Linked DNA regions of Homo sapiens: region 1 is linked to region 2. The links are chromatin loops, found by intact Hi-C in ENCODE. Cell type or tissue: B cell. All regions are shown on one strand.

The links. Hi-C counts contacts between places; a loop is a spot of excess contacts. Peaks named below come from ENCODE experiments on the same cell type or tissue, not always from the same donor. Only the 100,000 strongest peaks of a DNase experiment are listed, where the experiment ranks them.
Region 1: a loop joins it to region 2, with 16 times the contacts of the local background. A loop is called at or near these places in 2 of 110 quality-filtered maps.

The regions. Positions count from the first base shown.
Region 1 is chr10:119,440,548-119,448,547 of GRCh38, forward strand. GRK5 (G protein-coupled receptor kinase 5) reads left to right here. Exons shown (of 16, transcript NM_005308.3): 11 at 1,452-1,541; 12 at 2,997-3,205; 13 at 7,576-7,713. Among named protein-coding and RNA genes, the nearest start is that of MIR4681, 67 kb to the left of the region's middle. RefSeq lists an enhancer at 3,532-4,322. In B cell, CTCF peaks have their summits at 4,998 (motif pointing left) and 5,200 (motif pointing right); DNase peaks (open chromatin) are centred at 1,945 and 4,974.
Region 2 is chr10:119,855,106-119,863,105 of GRCh38, forward strand. It overlaps MCMBP (minichromosome maintenance complex binding protein), which reads right to left. Exons shown (of 16, transcript NM_001256378.2): 2 at 4,694-4,779; 3 at 3,936-4,076; 4 at 3,779-3,820; 5 at 2,233-2,334. Among named protein-coding and RNA genes, the nearest start is that of MCMBP, 14 kb to the right of the region's middle. RefSeq lists an enhancer at 2,687-2,856. In B cell, CTCF peaks have their summits at 4,498 (motif pointing left) and 4,703; a DNase peak (open chromatin) is centred at 4,486; H3K27ac peaks cover 845 bases.

The sequences.
Region 1 (8,000 bases), 410 kb before region 2:
TTGTATTTTTTTTTTTTTTTGAGATGTAGTTTTACTCTTGTTGCCCAGGCTGGAGTGCAGTGGTGCAATCTCAACTCAGTGCAACCTCTACCTCCCAAGTTCAAGTGATTCTGCTGCCTCAGCCTCCCAAGTAGCTGAGATTACAGGCACGTGCCACCACGCCCGGCTAATTTTTGTATCTTTGGTAGAAATGGGGTTTTGCCATGTTGACCAGGCTGGTCTCAGACTCCTGACCTCAAGTGATCTGCCCTCCTTGGCCTCCCTATGTGCTGGGATTACAGGCATGAGCCACCGGTTTCCACACCTTTGATCTGACTAGATCTTCCCACCTGCACAGAGAAGGGCAAGGCAGCATCTCTGTGCCCATTTAACAGATGACAAAACTGAGCCTCAGGGGAGCCATCCTGCCAAAGTCACCCAGCAGCATCAGTGGGGAGCTGAGGGCAGAAACTGGGTCTCCTCCCACCAGGCCCCAGAACCTGGCAGCCCCCAGTAGAGGGAGGGGAGAAACCGGGTCGCTGATGACCTGAAGAGAGGTCTGCATGGGATACTGCCCTGTGGAGGGGCGGTCGGAGGGCCCAGGCCTGCCGCCCCTCTCTGGATGTGCCCGGTGCCTCCCTTGGTCTAAGAACCAAGCCCACGCTGCTCCTCTGCTATCCTGACTGTCAGCCCCCACCGAGCCAGGGAGTCCACACGGCTCCAGCCTGGCGGGGTCTCGACACTGGCCCTTGCTGACATCTAGGCTGGAGGGATGGGGGTGGGGCCCTGGTGTCCATAGGCAGGGAAGGGAAGGGGACGTGTTCCTTCCTGTGGGGTAAGTTGTGGCCGCGACCCTGCCCAGGTGGGCTGTGGGAGGGACAAAGACCAAAGTGGAGCCTCAGCTCAGCGTCTCCCGCTCTGGGGGCTCAGTCCTGGGCTGTGAGCTGGGATTCATCTCCAGGCTCTGCCAGGTCAGACCAGATGTTTTCCCTTCTCGTTTCTCTAAAGTGAAAAACAACCAATCTCCAGAGACCAACAAGGCAGGCCGGGGAGCTGCTTCCCAAATCGTTTTATAATTTTTTCCCCTTAAGCAAATTGTTGCATAATGCCAGAAGAACCTCACATTTTTCCCATGAAGTAATCCCAGAACCAAGCCAAGATTCTCTGACCTCAGCGTTCCAGGAAGCCCATTCAGCCTTTGACTAGGCAGGTCGGTCAACGTCCAGCCGGGTCCAGGCATCCTATTGCATCTTTATGTTCCACTCCTGAAGAGTGGGCATTTTCCTGTGTCCTCCCACACCTGCACTCTCCCAAGGCTCTTGTGGTCACTCTGAGATGGCAGATTGGGGTCCCTGTTGTCCTTGGACAGATGAGAATGCCGAGAGCTCGTATGCCTTGCCCAAGGGCACACAGCAAGGCCGGGTGCCCATGCGGCTGTCCCAGGGACCCACTGACCCTGCTGTCCCCCTCAGGCCACATTAGGATCTCAGACCTGGGCTTGGCTGTGAAGATCCCCGAGGGAGACCTGATCCGCGGCCGGGTGGGCACTGTTGGCTACATGGGTGAGTGCTGGGCTGCCTGTGTCAATGCACCTTGAGACCCACCACCTGCTCACCGCCGGCCGAGCCCCCAGAGCCTGCCCGCAGAGCCTCTCGCCTCTTCATGCACTGCTGATCACACACAGAGTCACAGTCTCTGCAGGGCTGCTGGGGGGCGGCCTTAGCCAGGGGGAGGGGGAGCACAGGGGCCCCAGATGTGATGACTGCTCTGAGCTCTCTGCACTCCCAGGCCCCCAGCCCCACCTGTGTCCAAAGCCAAGCCACTCTTAGGGGTCGGGGCCTGGCATACAGCGCTGCTAGGGGAGGCCACATTGAAGCAGGGGTCTGGGAGGAGAGGCCTTTGAGAGGAAGGAGGTAATTCACAAGAGCCCGCAAATGAGAGGCGCGCACAGCTGCTGTGTCACCAAGCATGATTCCAGTAGAGAGCAGCCTTGGGCTCCTGCCACCTTTCCTCAGTCTGCTCTGAGACCAGCGTCCTGGGGGTTGCAGGGAAGAGACCCAGAGTTAAGTCCTGTGCCCTAGAATCCCCCGTCCAATTGGGGGCACGCCCTGGGCTTCCTCCTGTGCATTTCACACACCTACCCTCCTTCCCCTGAGAGGCGCGTGCCCGGGGAGCAGGCACGCTGCCGCCCTCTAGTCAGGCTGGTACTGACAGCAGCTGCACAGGAGGTGTGCCTTGTCTCTGGTGCTAGAGGGTCCTTTTCAGATTGCATGACATTTGGCAACCTGTGGAGTGTGTGTCTGTGTGTATGTGAGTGTGTGTGTGCCCACATGAATGCTGATCGATGATTGATAGGTAGGCGGGTGGGCGGGTGGATGGATGGTTGGATGGATGATGGATGATGGATGGGTGGATGATAGATCTGCCTACCTGTGTGTGCATTTGCCTGGGTCTCCTTTTGCAGAGTGTTCCATGCATCTGTCTGCCCCGGCTCTTGTGTGCAAACCAGCACATGTGTGGATGCATTTCCCTCCAGACATACGTGCTGATGCTGCAGAACTATCTTTTCTGTATTTCTATGGTAAATCTGTAATTCGGTTTATCAAAGTGGTACAGAAGACATAGCAAGAGATTGTTTGAATTACAGATAAATTTAAGATCATCTTTAATTTGGGTAGATACACCTTTATTCATTGAAACAAATATACTGATAGCACCTGTTCTGTGCCAGGTGTCATATTGTTACGGTAGTGAATAAAGTAGCTCATGTTCTAGGCGAGGGGACATCAAGAGTGCAGGACACCTCCATCCACGGTGGTCAGAGTTCTAAAGCTACAGTCAAAGTCCTTCGGGGGCACAGAGGAGAGTCATCAGGGCAAGCTCCCTGGAGGGGGTGGTATTCACAGCAGTTGGTGGGGTAAGAGTTGGTGGCGGCCATGAAACTCCAGGCCTTCTGTGAGCAGCGCCACCAGCTGTCTCCCTCCTCCTCACTCCTCTCTCCTCTCCTCTGCCCCCAGCTCCAGAGGTCCTGAACAACCAGAGGTACGGCCTGAGCCCCGACTACTGGGGCCTTGGCTGCCTCATCTATGAGATGATCGAGGGCCAGTCGCCGTTCCGCGGCCGCAAGGAGAAGGTGAAGCGGGAGGAGGTGGACCGCCGGGTCCTGGAGACGGAGGAGGTGTACTCCCACAAGTTCTCCGAGGAGGCCAAGTCCATCTGCAAGATGGTGAGCTCCTGGTGGCCAGATGCCACCCTCAAGCTGGTGGCTCCCCTCCCTGGGCCTGGCCCCAGTCTGTCCCCAGAACAGCAAACAGGCTGAAGGGACAGGGGTCTGAGCATGGGGGTGGGGGTTGCAGCCCACCAAGCTAGAGTTGAGGGCACTCCTTGCTGTGGACTGGGGTGGTCAGCGGAGACTTCCAGGAGAAAGCCTGGGTGGGGCAGGGACACCCAGGAACCAAGGGAAGAGGGGTGAGGGGAACAGTGTGGAACACCCTCACATCCAGCCTGTGGGGGGGTCCACACAGGGCGGAGAAGAGATGGTCTGAGCTGGTGCCCCAGACACAAAGCAACCTTGGGCCAAGCCCCGGCCCCTGCCCGTGGGCCTCCTGCTCCCTCCACCTCTGGATCCTAAGGTGTTGGTTTAAGACGAAGGGCTACAGGGGGTGGGGGCGACGATTTCAGTCTTTGAACATCTTATAACAAAGTTTTCCACCACTAGATGGACTGCTGGTCACGCCAGCCTGGCTCCTGCATGACAGGGTCTAGGGATAGTGAGGTCAGACCCACCCAAAAGCTGGGTGGGTGGGGCCAGATGGGGGGACTGGAAGCCAGATAAGGAGTGACAGGAGCCATTGGAAGTGGGGGATATGGGAGTGGAGTCCGCCCGTGCACCCCTGCCACTGGGCCGCCCCATGCCGGCCCTCAGGCCCTTCCCTGGGAACCAGGACTAGTGGCTGGCTTTGTGGGGAGATGGCCACTTCCTGCTGCTGCCTGGCTCTCAGCCCCCAAGTCCAGCCCATGCCCCCTTGGGGCCCTCCTCCTTATGGTCCCCAGCACAGCTGTGCTGGCACCCCCACTGCAAGCAGCTGCCCTCTAATGCCAGCCTCATAGGGACAGGAGGGGCCGGAGCACCCAGCTCCACAATTGCCAGCCCACAGACTTCCTCTCCTCTCCCTGGAGCCACAGATGTACCCCGTATCCCATGTACCCGGAGCCACAGATGGGCAAACCGAGCCTGGGAGGGGGGAGCCACACTTCCCACCCCTCTACATCTGCAGGCACTTTTGGGGCAGATTCAGCGTGTGCATTGACAACCCAGGCAACTCCCGGAGTTTAGGAAGCAGCAGTCCTGGGAGTTGATTAAAAGTCGCAATGCTTCTGCTCAGGAAGACCTGAGATCTGCGCCGCAAGCGGCCCCAGGAGGGTCTGGCTCGGCTCCTCACCCCAGAGGCCCCTCTCCTGCAGCCAGACACCTCTGCTTGGCCCCTTCCTGTCACCAACCTCATCCTCACATCACAGAGCTGTGGGAAGAAGTCCTGTGTGTACAGCAGACCCACACTCTAACCCCACAGCTGTTGGCCCGCCATGCAGCTGGGGCCTCAGAGAAAGCCACATGGTCATCGCAGCCAGGGCTAGGGTGGGGGGACCGGAGGAGCAGTGCAGCACTGGTCGGGTAAATGGAAATGTGGGTGTGAGCCATACTTGGCTGTCTCATTGGGAGATATCTGTCAGGTGCGACAAAACGAGACAAGGGAAAGAAGAAGGGGTCAGACAGCCGTGGGCAGAGCATCACCAAATGTCCCAGGTCAGGGCCAGGCAATCAGAGAAGCAGGTCTTGAGAGATCTCAGCAGGGATATGGGACGTACTAAGAGGATGACGAGGCGGAGAGGGCCCCAGTCCCACCCCCAGACCCCAGACACCCACCTTGGCCCCTGGCTTTGGAGCTGGGATCTCCTGCTGCAGCCTGGACCAGGGTGCTGCTGTCCCTCTGCTGCCCCCTGGTGGACACTGAGAGAAAGCCTGCTGCTCCCGGAGGACCTGTCCCGTGGGTACAAAACCACTGTCCTCTGGAAGCCTCTGGCCTTGCTGCGGCTTCCCTTACAAATGATCTTTGGTCTTGGGAGTCTAGTCTTAGGCCTCCTTCACGCCCTTGACTGCAGCATCTCCGGCATCTAGGCCTACCTTGTCCCCTCCAGCTGGTGGCAGCTCAGGACACTGCAGAGCCTGACTTGCCAGGAGACCTCGCAGGTCCTGGGTTCACAGGGCTATTTCTAGGCTCTGGTGGCTCCAGCCCTGCCTGCCTAAGAGGGTCCCTCCACAATCAGTGAGGAAGCCAGTCTCTGGCCCCCAGGTCTGTCCCCCATTCTACCTTAGCAGCCGCAGAACCCACTCCCCCTCCTCTGGAGCCCAGAAATTCACACATCTCACCACTTTGTCTCCTGAGCCCAGTCCATGGGCCCAGACCTCAGCCTCCATCTTCCCCAAACCCCTGCTCAGTCCCAGCACTGGGCCTTAGCCCCCCTCCAGCTCCCTCTTGCCTTTCAGCCGTCTTGGTCTCACTTGTCCTTCCAGCCCATCTGTACCCCTCCTCCAGGAAGCCCGCTCTGCCTGCCCCACCCATCCCAGCTCACACCTTCTCTTCCTCTCACTTCTCCTGGTGTCCACCTGATAGCATGATTGCAAACTCTTTACCTGACGATGTGGCTGCAAACTGTTGACTGGATGCCAGGGTTTCAAATGGCAGCATATAGGCGGGTGTTCAACCTGCACACGGTTTTTCAAAAGAAGTAAATGGTAGGTTCATTGCCAAGATTTAGAAATGAGGAGATTTCATGTAATAACCTGGATTTTCTGGCTTCTCTTGAAAAGCAGAAGCCCCAGGCCCTGGCTGCCGTCCCACCTGGCAGGAGCTGACACATAGCCCGGCCCGGCCCACCCAGCCCACCCCTCGCCTTTCTCATCCTCGTTTGTGCCACCTTCCTGGCCAGCTGCTGCAGCCCCTGCAGAAGGAGACTTGCCTCTGAGGGACTGCTTAGAACAGTGCAGCACCTGGGCCCAGCCCAACCCAGTGCCTTGAGCCTTTGTTGAACAGTGAAGCCCCCAGAGAGAGAAGCAGAGGCATGAGTGCCAGACCCTGAGCCGCCAGCCTGGTGGTCCGTGGGGGCGTTAAGGGGCAACACTGAGCGACTGAGTGCTCTGCTTTGTCCTTTCAAGGGTGGAACCTGGTGCTGGCCCTGATGCCACCTTCGATTCCTTTGTTTGGGGGGCAGCCCCCTCCAGACCCTGAGCCCCAAGAGGCCAGTCTGGCTGCTCACTCTCCCCGGCGTCCCCAGCCGGTGCAGTGCCTGCCCCACAAGGACCAGCAGGAAGTGTACATGGGATGAATATGAGCAAAGCGCACAGGGCATTGGGAAAAGACAAGGCTGGGCCCCTACCCCAAGCAGTCTGCTCCTCTGGATTTTAGCCTCAAAGCAGACACTTAGTAGACACCAACTGCGTACAGCTGCAGCGCTCAGTAAGGCAGAGGAGAAGAGAGAATCACGAGGCTGGGGCACTGGGAGTGCAGGTCAGGGGCCGGGGCCCTGTGGTCGTGTGGCTGGCCATGGCTAGTCAAGGCCCCCTGCGCAGGTCTAGCCCTCTGGCCTCATTCATAGCCTCATCCCGTCTCACCTGGGTGTCTGCTCCCAAAGACTCTTCCTCTCCTAGTAACCTTCCTGCCTCGTGGTTCTGATGAAGACACTCTCCTACCTCAACCATCCCTGGCTCCTTCTACCTCCAGATGAAAATCCCGCCACCTGACCTGGCCTTCAGGATCCTCTATCATCTCTCCCTGACCAGCCCCCTCCCCTTGACCCATCTCTGCACCCTCCTCCCGCTTTCTAAGTCAAACGTGTTTTGGGTGTTCCCCAGACTCACCCTGCACGTCCTGCCACTCTGCTTTGCTGGTGCAGTTCCCTCTACCTGTATACCCCTCCCCCTACCCACACCTTGAAAGCCTATTTGTCCTGCAAGACTCAACTTAAATACCTCTTCCCCGTGCAGCTCCCTGACCTCCAGCTGGCAGCCAGTCATGCCCCCTGCCCCCGGGGTGCCCGATCTGTATCACCTTGATGCGTCCTCTGAGCATGATTAGCCCCCCATGAGTCTGAGCACTCCTAGAGGCCAAGTGCCTCGGTGGTGCCTTCTCTGTCAGGAAGGGGCTTGCACCCAGGAGGTACAACTCTGCAAATTAGCTGAGTATGTGCACGAGACAGAGCTATTGATGCAGTCCTTGCCTTTTGTTGCTTACCCTACACAGAAGAGGTGACAGTGACTCGACACCCATTAATGAGTGCCCACCATAACCCAGGAACGAGGTCTGTAATCCTGAGAGAAACAAGATTCCTGCTCTCCTGTCCCATCAGGCATCTAGCCAGGCTGTGAGTGTGTGAGCACAGATGCACGCCAAGACTCAGAGGCAGCCCTGAAGCAAGACCTTTGCAGGGTGGGGCAGCGTGTCTTGGGTTCCTAGGCATGGTGCAGACACTGTGGAGGCAGGAGGTCCGGACAGGAGGAGAGGCCCAGGGGACGTGGCTTCATGGGGCTCTCTGTTTCAGCTGCTCACGAAAGATGCGAAGCAGAGGCTGGGCTGCCAGGAGGAGGGGGCTGCAGAGGTCAAGAGACACCCCTTCTTCAGGAACATGAACTTCAAGCGCTTAGAAGCCGGGATGTTGGACCCTCCCTTCGTTCCAGACGTGAGTAGCCTCCCCCAGCCCCCAGCAGCTCCCTTCACAGGGTACCCAGGGCTGCCCCCGAGTGCTGCCTCACAGTGAGCTGGTGCAGAGTGTGGGGCACATCGTGTCTTTGTGGGGACCAGGGTCCCCTCCCGGCCACTCCTCACCTAAGCTGCAGATGAACTTCACGCCAGGCAGTGCAGAAGAGGCGTGGGCCAGGGAGCCCACATTGGCTGTCCAGAGACTTGGGCACTTTCCCAGGTCTGGGGGTCCTGGACAGATTCCTTCTAAGCGTCAGTTTCCTCCCT
Region 2 (8,000 bases):
CTGTATAATCTAAGGATGAGTGAAATCTATGACAAAAATAGCACGAAGAATGAGACTACACAGAAGCAGATTGTTGCAAGGGCGAAGGATCAAAGAAGAAATCACAAGGGAAATTAGAAAATATTTTGAATTAAATGACAGTAAAAACCTAACAAATGAAAACTTGTGGGATGCAACCAAAGCAGTGACTGGGGAGAAATTTATAGCTTTAGTTGCTAACATTAGAAAATAAGAAAAATTTGAAATCAATAATCTGAGCATCTACTTTAAAAAGCTAGAAAAAGGGCCAGGCGCGGTGGCTCACGCCTGTAATCCCGGCACTTTGGGAGGTTGAGGCAGGTGGATCACGAGGTCAGGAGTTCAAGACCAGCCTGGCCAACATGGTAAAACCCCGTCTCTATCAAAAATACAAAACAATTAGCCGGGCATGGTGGCAGGCACCTGCAATCCCAGCTACTTGGGAGGCTGAGGCAGAGAACTGCTTGAACCTGGCAGGCTGAGGTTGCAGTGAGCCGAGATTGTGCCACTGCACTCCAGCTTGGGTGACAGAGCCAGCAAGACCCCGTCTAAAAAAAAAAGGCTAGAAAAAGACCAATTAAAACCAAACCAAAAAGAACAAAATAAAGCAGAAATGGATGAAGCAGAAAACAGAAAATTGAAGTGAAAAATAGACTAACATTATTGGGAATGAAAGAGATCAATGCTAGATATCCCACAGACATTAAAAAGAAAATACTCTGACAAGTTTTATGTCAATAAATTCAACAACTGGGTTTAAATGACTTCAAAACAGTCCTTGAAAGATACAATTTATCACAACTGACTCAAAATATCTGTTAAAAAACTGAATTAGTCACTCCTGTAATCCCAGCACTTTGAGAGGCCGAGGCAGGCAGATCACGAAGTCAAGAGATCGAGACCATCCTGGCCAGCATGGTGAAACCCCGTCTCTACTAAAAATACAAAAACTGGCGGGCATGGTGGCGTGTGCCTGTAGTCCCAGCTACTCGGGAGGCTGAGGCAGGAGAATCACTTGAACCCAGGAGATGGAGGTTGCAGTGAGCCAAGATCACGCTACTGCACTTCAGACTAGCAGCAGAGCAAGACTCCATCTCAAGAAAACAAAAACAAACAAACAAAAAACAAACAAAAAGAACTGAATTGGTAGTTTAAAATGTTCTCACAAAGAAAATGCCCAGCTTAAAACCGTAAATAACCTAAATGCTCAATTGGAGACTGTATAAACAAATAATACTTAGCAAAAGAAAACAAGAAAGAAATGAAGAACTACTGATACACACATGACTCAAATGCATGATGTTAAACACAAGATGTCAGACACAAAGACTATATATTATATGAGTCCATTTAGATGTCATTCAACAGACAAGACCAAGCCATAGTCAAGAATTCAGGATTGTGCTTGCAGGGGAGGAGGTAGTGACTAGAAAAAGGCAGAAAGGAATTTTTAGGCACAAGTTCTTTACTTTGGGGTATAAATTATATAGGTGTATGTGTTTATCCAAATCACTGTGCATTACCTTAAAATCTGTGCATTTCAGTGTAGGTGGGCCATGCCTTAAAAAATTACTATCGTAAATAAAAAGGAAATGTTTCTACAATCCCCTCTCAAAAGAGCCAACACGTTGTCTTCCCTTAATTAGAATGAATTCCAATTTGAAACTATTTTTTTACTTTAATTATCATATTTTTTCAGTACCTTTAAATGTGCCTTAGGCGGAGCATGCACTCTGGTAGGCTGAGGTGAGAGGATCACTTGAGCCCAGGAGTTCAAGACCAGCTTGGGCAACAAAGTGAACCCTGTTCCTACAAGAAATCAAAAAATTCGCCAGGGATGGTGGCACACGCTTGTGGTCCCAGCTACTTGGGAGGCTGAGGCAAGAGGACTGCTTGAGCCCAGGAGGTTGAAGCAGCAATGAGCCATGTTTGTGCCACTGCACTCCAGCCTGGGTGACAGTGAGTCCCTATCTCAAAAAAAAAAAAAAAAAAAAAAAATTACTTCAATCATTTTAACAGTATTTCACTATAGGAATGTACTGTTATTTTAGCATTACTCAGTGACAAATACTTAGCCCGTTTTATGGGTTTTCTCAATTAGAACAAATGAAACACACTTTATTAAAATAAAGCCAAGCTTTGCAAAGGAAGAATAATTAAAGGCTAAGTTTTTAGAAACCATCAACACAGTAAGAAAGTTCAGATAAAGGATATTTCTTTTACCCACGTAGATTCCCCAGGCACCGGAACACAATAGAAAGTCTGTCTTTCCAAAGTGGTATTTCGTGGAGAGTTTAAATCAAGTTCTTGTTGAGGCTGTGATATACATAAAAAGTGTTTTTAAAAATTTACTTTAAAAAACCCAAAATTTATTTTAAAATTAGCAACCACATTTTCACATTATAACACCACAGCAAATATTTTACAGATTAATTAACAAGTAACTAATTCCAAACTATTACTTTTTAAAAGAAAATGGATATAAAATCACTTCAAATACTGTCATCAAACACTTCCTCCCTCAAATCCAGAAAAATGGGACCTCTGGAGTGACTTATAATCTGGGTCTAGTTCTCTGCTTTGTGGATCTAGAACCTTACTTTTATGATGTTATCTAGGCCTTTTTATATTCTTAGAGTCTAACTCTTGGCTTATCCAAACCTTAGGAAACTGATTTATCAAACCCCAATATCAGTCCGTTAATTCACAACAGAAGTTGTTGCTCATTAAATATTCTAGTTCAGTAGGCAGATCTGGACAGAAAAATTGCCCTAATTTGGAAGGTTACTGCAAAGATTATATTAAACAAAAATGTAACTTCTGACAATTATTTAGAGTAATGAACTCATTTGAAAGATAGATTTGTGTAACCTTACACATGATGAACTTCAGGTCTGTTTTTCTTTTAGAGTGTTTCCATAAAATAAACACTGTGCCAAGCCTAATGGATCAACTGTATTAATGATTACAGTATCCCTTGTTTAAGGAGTCCTAACACATTAGGCTAATATATTACATTACTGTATACCATAAAAAGCTGTGTATTAATGTAACTCGGTAATCCCAGCATCTGGAAATGGGTCAATAAAATAGATGAGGCTGTCCATGTGTGACACTACCAAAGGCTAACAGAGAGTTGGTACACATGTTGCTCAAGAGTCATAAATAAAAGACTCATTCTAGGAGAAAGGTACCTTAGGCCTAGAAAGAAAGGCAAACAAAAAAATCCTTGCTTGTATGTATTAGGCTCAAATTTGATGTCTCCTGGGTCCTTTCCACTTCTTAGAGTTTTCTAAGTATATCTGAAAGAGAACATGCCTTTCCTAGGGAATAATATATGACTTTTGAATCTCATCTCCGAGCTACCTAGGAATGAATATTTCATTAAATTTCTGTATTATAGGCTGATTCTGACAGCTTTCTATGAAAGAAACAGTGAGATTACCATTGGCTTTGTCTTTGAAGGAATTAAAAAGGATTTAATTTTGCAACCTAGGGTTCTTTGTTTTACATATATTATATACAGATATTGGAGAGAGGAATTAATTTTGGCATTAACAGTATTTCCCCTTCAAAAGATCTTTAGAGGATTAAAAAAAAGTCACATCAAACTCCTAAATAAAACCAAATAAGGAAAACATTTCACATGATTTCTTGTAACTTATACACAAGATAAATAAATTTAAGATTAGCTAAACAAATTCTCTGTTTAGGAAAAAATTCTTACTAAAAATGTTTCATATATATTAAAGATACATACCCCACACTCTGCTACATCTCTATATTTTCCAAAATGAAGAACCTATGACCCCAAACATAGAAAAACAGAATTATATCAATATATCTGAACCAAAACTACCACCAACAGTAAAAGGACAAAATTAATACCACAAATTCATGAAAACAGCAATACTTACATGTGCTTTTGTGTTTTGGTTAACCGTTTCATAAACTCCCATGTAAAACTCAGGGTCAAACATATCCTGAATCATGCAACGAAATTTCACAAAACTATTAGGTTTCAAATAATGAAGGGGAACTTCGTTCAGTGATGGTACCTTAAAGGAAAATAATCAAGTCAGTCAACTAAATATCCTGTCTATACAACATTAAGCATATATACACAAACTTTATATCCAGACTCAAACTGTTACACACACACACACACACACACACACACACCCATGCCACATCAGAGAGCCAAATGATCTCAATGGTCAATATAATTGCTGGAACCCAAGTTCTCTTCCATTTCTTTCAAGTTTTAGATAACATTTGACCACAATGTAAAAGAATGCTAAAAAATGCTTTTCATTCAGAACACTTTTCAATGATCAAAAAGGCATTTACTTTGTTGAGCTCTTCTCTTAAAACTAGCACATGCCAATTCTTTTAAAATGAAGGTAATAAAACAAAGGTAACTGACACTCTTGCAACTAAAGATTTGTCTCAGGAAGTAACAGTCAGTTACTGCCACCTAGAGGCATAATGTATAAGTATTTACATGCTTAAACTTAATTAGCAAAAGACCAAAATCTTTTAATACAAATGTACTTGAAGCAGAAGTACATTAATTTACATATTTTTAAATTACATGTGGGTTACTTAGTTACTCTACTAAGAGAAACTGTATAGTCTGTCCAACCCTCTCCCTCGAAAATAGCAATAAGCTTACCCACTTAGGAGCATTATTTTCCTTCAGCTTTTCCTTAAAATACTCAATTACTTTCTTCTCCCAGTCAGGATTAACTCCATTTTGGGCTGAAAGAGAAATATACTTTTCAAAGCTAATGTACATGCAATATATAATAAAAGACTATGATCAGGTGAGTCACACAATAGTTTAGTCAGCAAAAAACAAACTAAAATTAGCTACTATGATAGAATGAATTTTTAGATAGGGTGTATTTTATGCTTCAGTGTGTCTGAAGTACTGCACAAGACACATTCAAGAAGCTGTACTGAGCAGGGGAAGGGGCAGTTACAAATCAGGAGGATGCTGACCTCCTGCAGGCTCTCTAGCACCCACAGTGTAGCTGGGGACACCTACAGAATGTGCTACAAGGCCACCTAGATTCAGCAGCATATGAAGCACTGCTTGTAAAGCATTCTGTTCTTTCAATACATTTTTATGTAGTTTTTTTATCTTTACAACTATCCTGAAATAAAGAGCCTAAGTTTTTTTGTTTATAACTTCATTTGGGAATAATTCCAGATTCAAAAAAGTTGGAAAGAACACCTGTATGCTTTGCCCCATTTGCTCCATCTCATATTTTTTCTGACTCATTTAAGTTGCAGTATCAGGTATTTTTGCCTACAAATATTTCAGCGTGTCTCCTAAGGAACAGTACTAACCATAGTACTGTTATCAACCTCAGGAAATTCAAAATTGGCACAATACTTTTTATTTAATCTACCATCTATATTCCTATTTATCATATGACCCAATACTATCCCCTCTATAGCACTTTTTTCCGTTCAGTTACAGGACCCAGCTTAGGATCACTTTTGCATTTAGCTATCAGATCTCTTTAATCTCCTTTCATATGGAATAGTTCTGCAAACTTTATATTTCATGACATTGCTATTTAAGAAGAATAAGGTCCTTTTTTAAAAATTGAATGCTTCTCAATCTGGATCTGTTGGTTCCCTTATGATCAGATTCCAATCAAGTATAACCGAACTGCTGTTTAAACAATGTTGTCAAACTACTGTATAAGTGATGTTTATCCTTCCAGATGTCTGAAAAGACATGATGTCCATCTTCCCTTCATTGGTGATGTTAATTTTGATCACCCAAAGTGACAGCCAATTACTCTACTGTGTAGTTACTATTTACTCCTTACAATTAACAAGCCATCTACAGCAGGCACTTATGGGAACTGGCCAAGACCAAAAAGTGAGCTATTGACGGAATACAGATTTATGTGAACTAAAACCACCAAACCACACAGCTGGCCAATCCTGCTGTTTATATTCATCACACAAGTGTTATGAAGATTTGGAGTAAAAAATAAAAAGTCTACACTTGTTATGGAGCTGCATCTGTTGAAAAGGACCATAAAATCCTAACACCATGTTTGAGCAGGACTTCCAAACACGTTTACTTAACTGGACAAGGGCCAGTTGTGAAAAAGAAGTAGGGATGGGGGACTCCTCAGGTGATACTAATGTGTAGGCGTTAAATCCACTAACAAACTAGTCCTCAAAGTTGGTTCCCTGACCAGCATCATTAGCATCATCTGAGTACTTGTTAGAAATGCAAATTATTCAGCCCAACCCCGAACCACAGAATCAGAAACTCTTAGGGGTGGGGCCTAGCAATTCATATTTTAAAAAGCCCTCTATGTGACTGACTATAATGCACATTGAAGTTTAAGAATCGCTGCTCTACTAGATACAGTGAATTGGGTAAAAGATAAGTGGGTATTTTCGCTTGTATTCAAAATGGATGTTTAAAGAAAAGACTATTACACAGCCACGACTGCCACACCAACTATTCTGCCTGCAATTGTGTAAAAGACGTGAGAATACCACATAACAAATAGTAAAGCTACATCAAGCAGTGACTGGGGAGCAGCAAGTTATTTCTAAGTTACTTGAATGTATATAAATGCAATTTTCTTTTTTCAGGCAGGGTGTTGTGTTGCTTTGTCACCCAGGATGGAGTACAGTGGTGTGATCCTGGCTCACTGCAACCTTAATTTCCTGGGCTCAAGTGATCCTCTGGCCTCAGTCTCCTGCGTAGCTGGGACCACAGGCACGGGCCACCACGCCTGGCTAATTTTTAAATCTTTTTGTAGAGATGGAGGTCTCCCTATGTTGTCCAGGTTGGTCTGGAACTCCTGGGCTCAAGTGATCGATCCTCCTGCCTCTGCACTTAAAATGAAAAAATCCTCTTGGCTGGGTGCGGTGGCTCACACCTGTAATTCCAGCACTTTGGGAGGCCAAGGCAGGCGGATCACCTGAGGTCAGGAGTTCGAGACAAGTCTGGTCAATATGATGAAACCCCTTTTCTACTAAAAATACAAAAATTAGCTAGGCGTGATGGTGTGCGCCTGTAATCCCAGCTACTTGGGAGGCTGAGGCAGGAGAATCGCTTGAACCTGGGAGGTGGAGGTTGCAGTGGGCCAAGATTGCCCCATTGCACTCCAGCCTGGGCGACTAGAGTGAATCTTCGTCCCCCCCCACACCACCTCCTCCACCACGCAAAAAGAAAAAATTATCAAGACACTGGATTCCTCCAGACTCCATGTGTGTCCTTAGGATCCAACTATGTATCCTTACCATATTGCTGCAATAAATCTTAGGAGGAGTACAACTATACAGTGAATCATATAAGTCCTAGTAAATCTTCAAGCATATGGGTGGTTATAGGACTCCCCAACACATTTGTATATCAATACTTCATTTCTTTTTATTCCTATTATTCCTCTGAATAACAACCAATTTGTTTATGTATTTGCTTGCTGAAGGACATTTAGATTGTCTTCAGGTTTGACAACTATAAACAAAACTATAAAACACGTGTCTGCAGGTTTTCATGTGAACATGAGCTTTCATTTCTCTAGAATGAGTATCTAGATATGACACAGTTGAGTACATGGTAAATGTATGATTAAGATTCTACCTGTCTTCCAGAGTGGCTGCACCATTTTGCTAAGAGATCCAGCTGTTCCCATCCTTGCCAGTACTTAGTACTATCACTATGTATTTTTAAATTTTAGCTGTTCTAATATGCAATATCATGGCTTAAATTTGCATTTCCCTAATGGCTAACAATGCTGAACTCTTCTCAGGGGGATATTTGCCATCCTTGTATCCTATCTGGTGAAATGTCTATTTAAGCCTACTTAAATCTTTTGCCCCTTTTAAAATTGAGTTTTTAAATTACTGCTGTGTTTTCTTATATATTCTGGATTCAAGTTCTTTTTCTGATACCGGATTTTCAAATATATTCTCCCAGTGTATAGCTTGTCTTT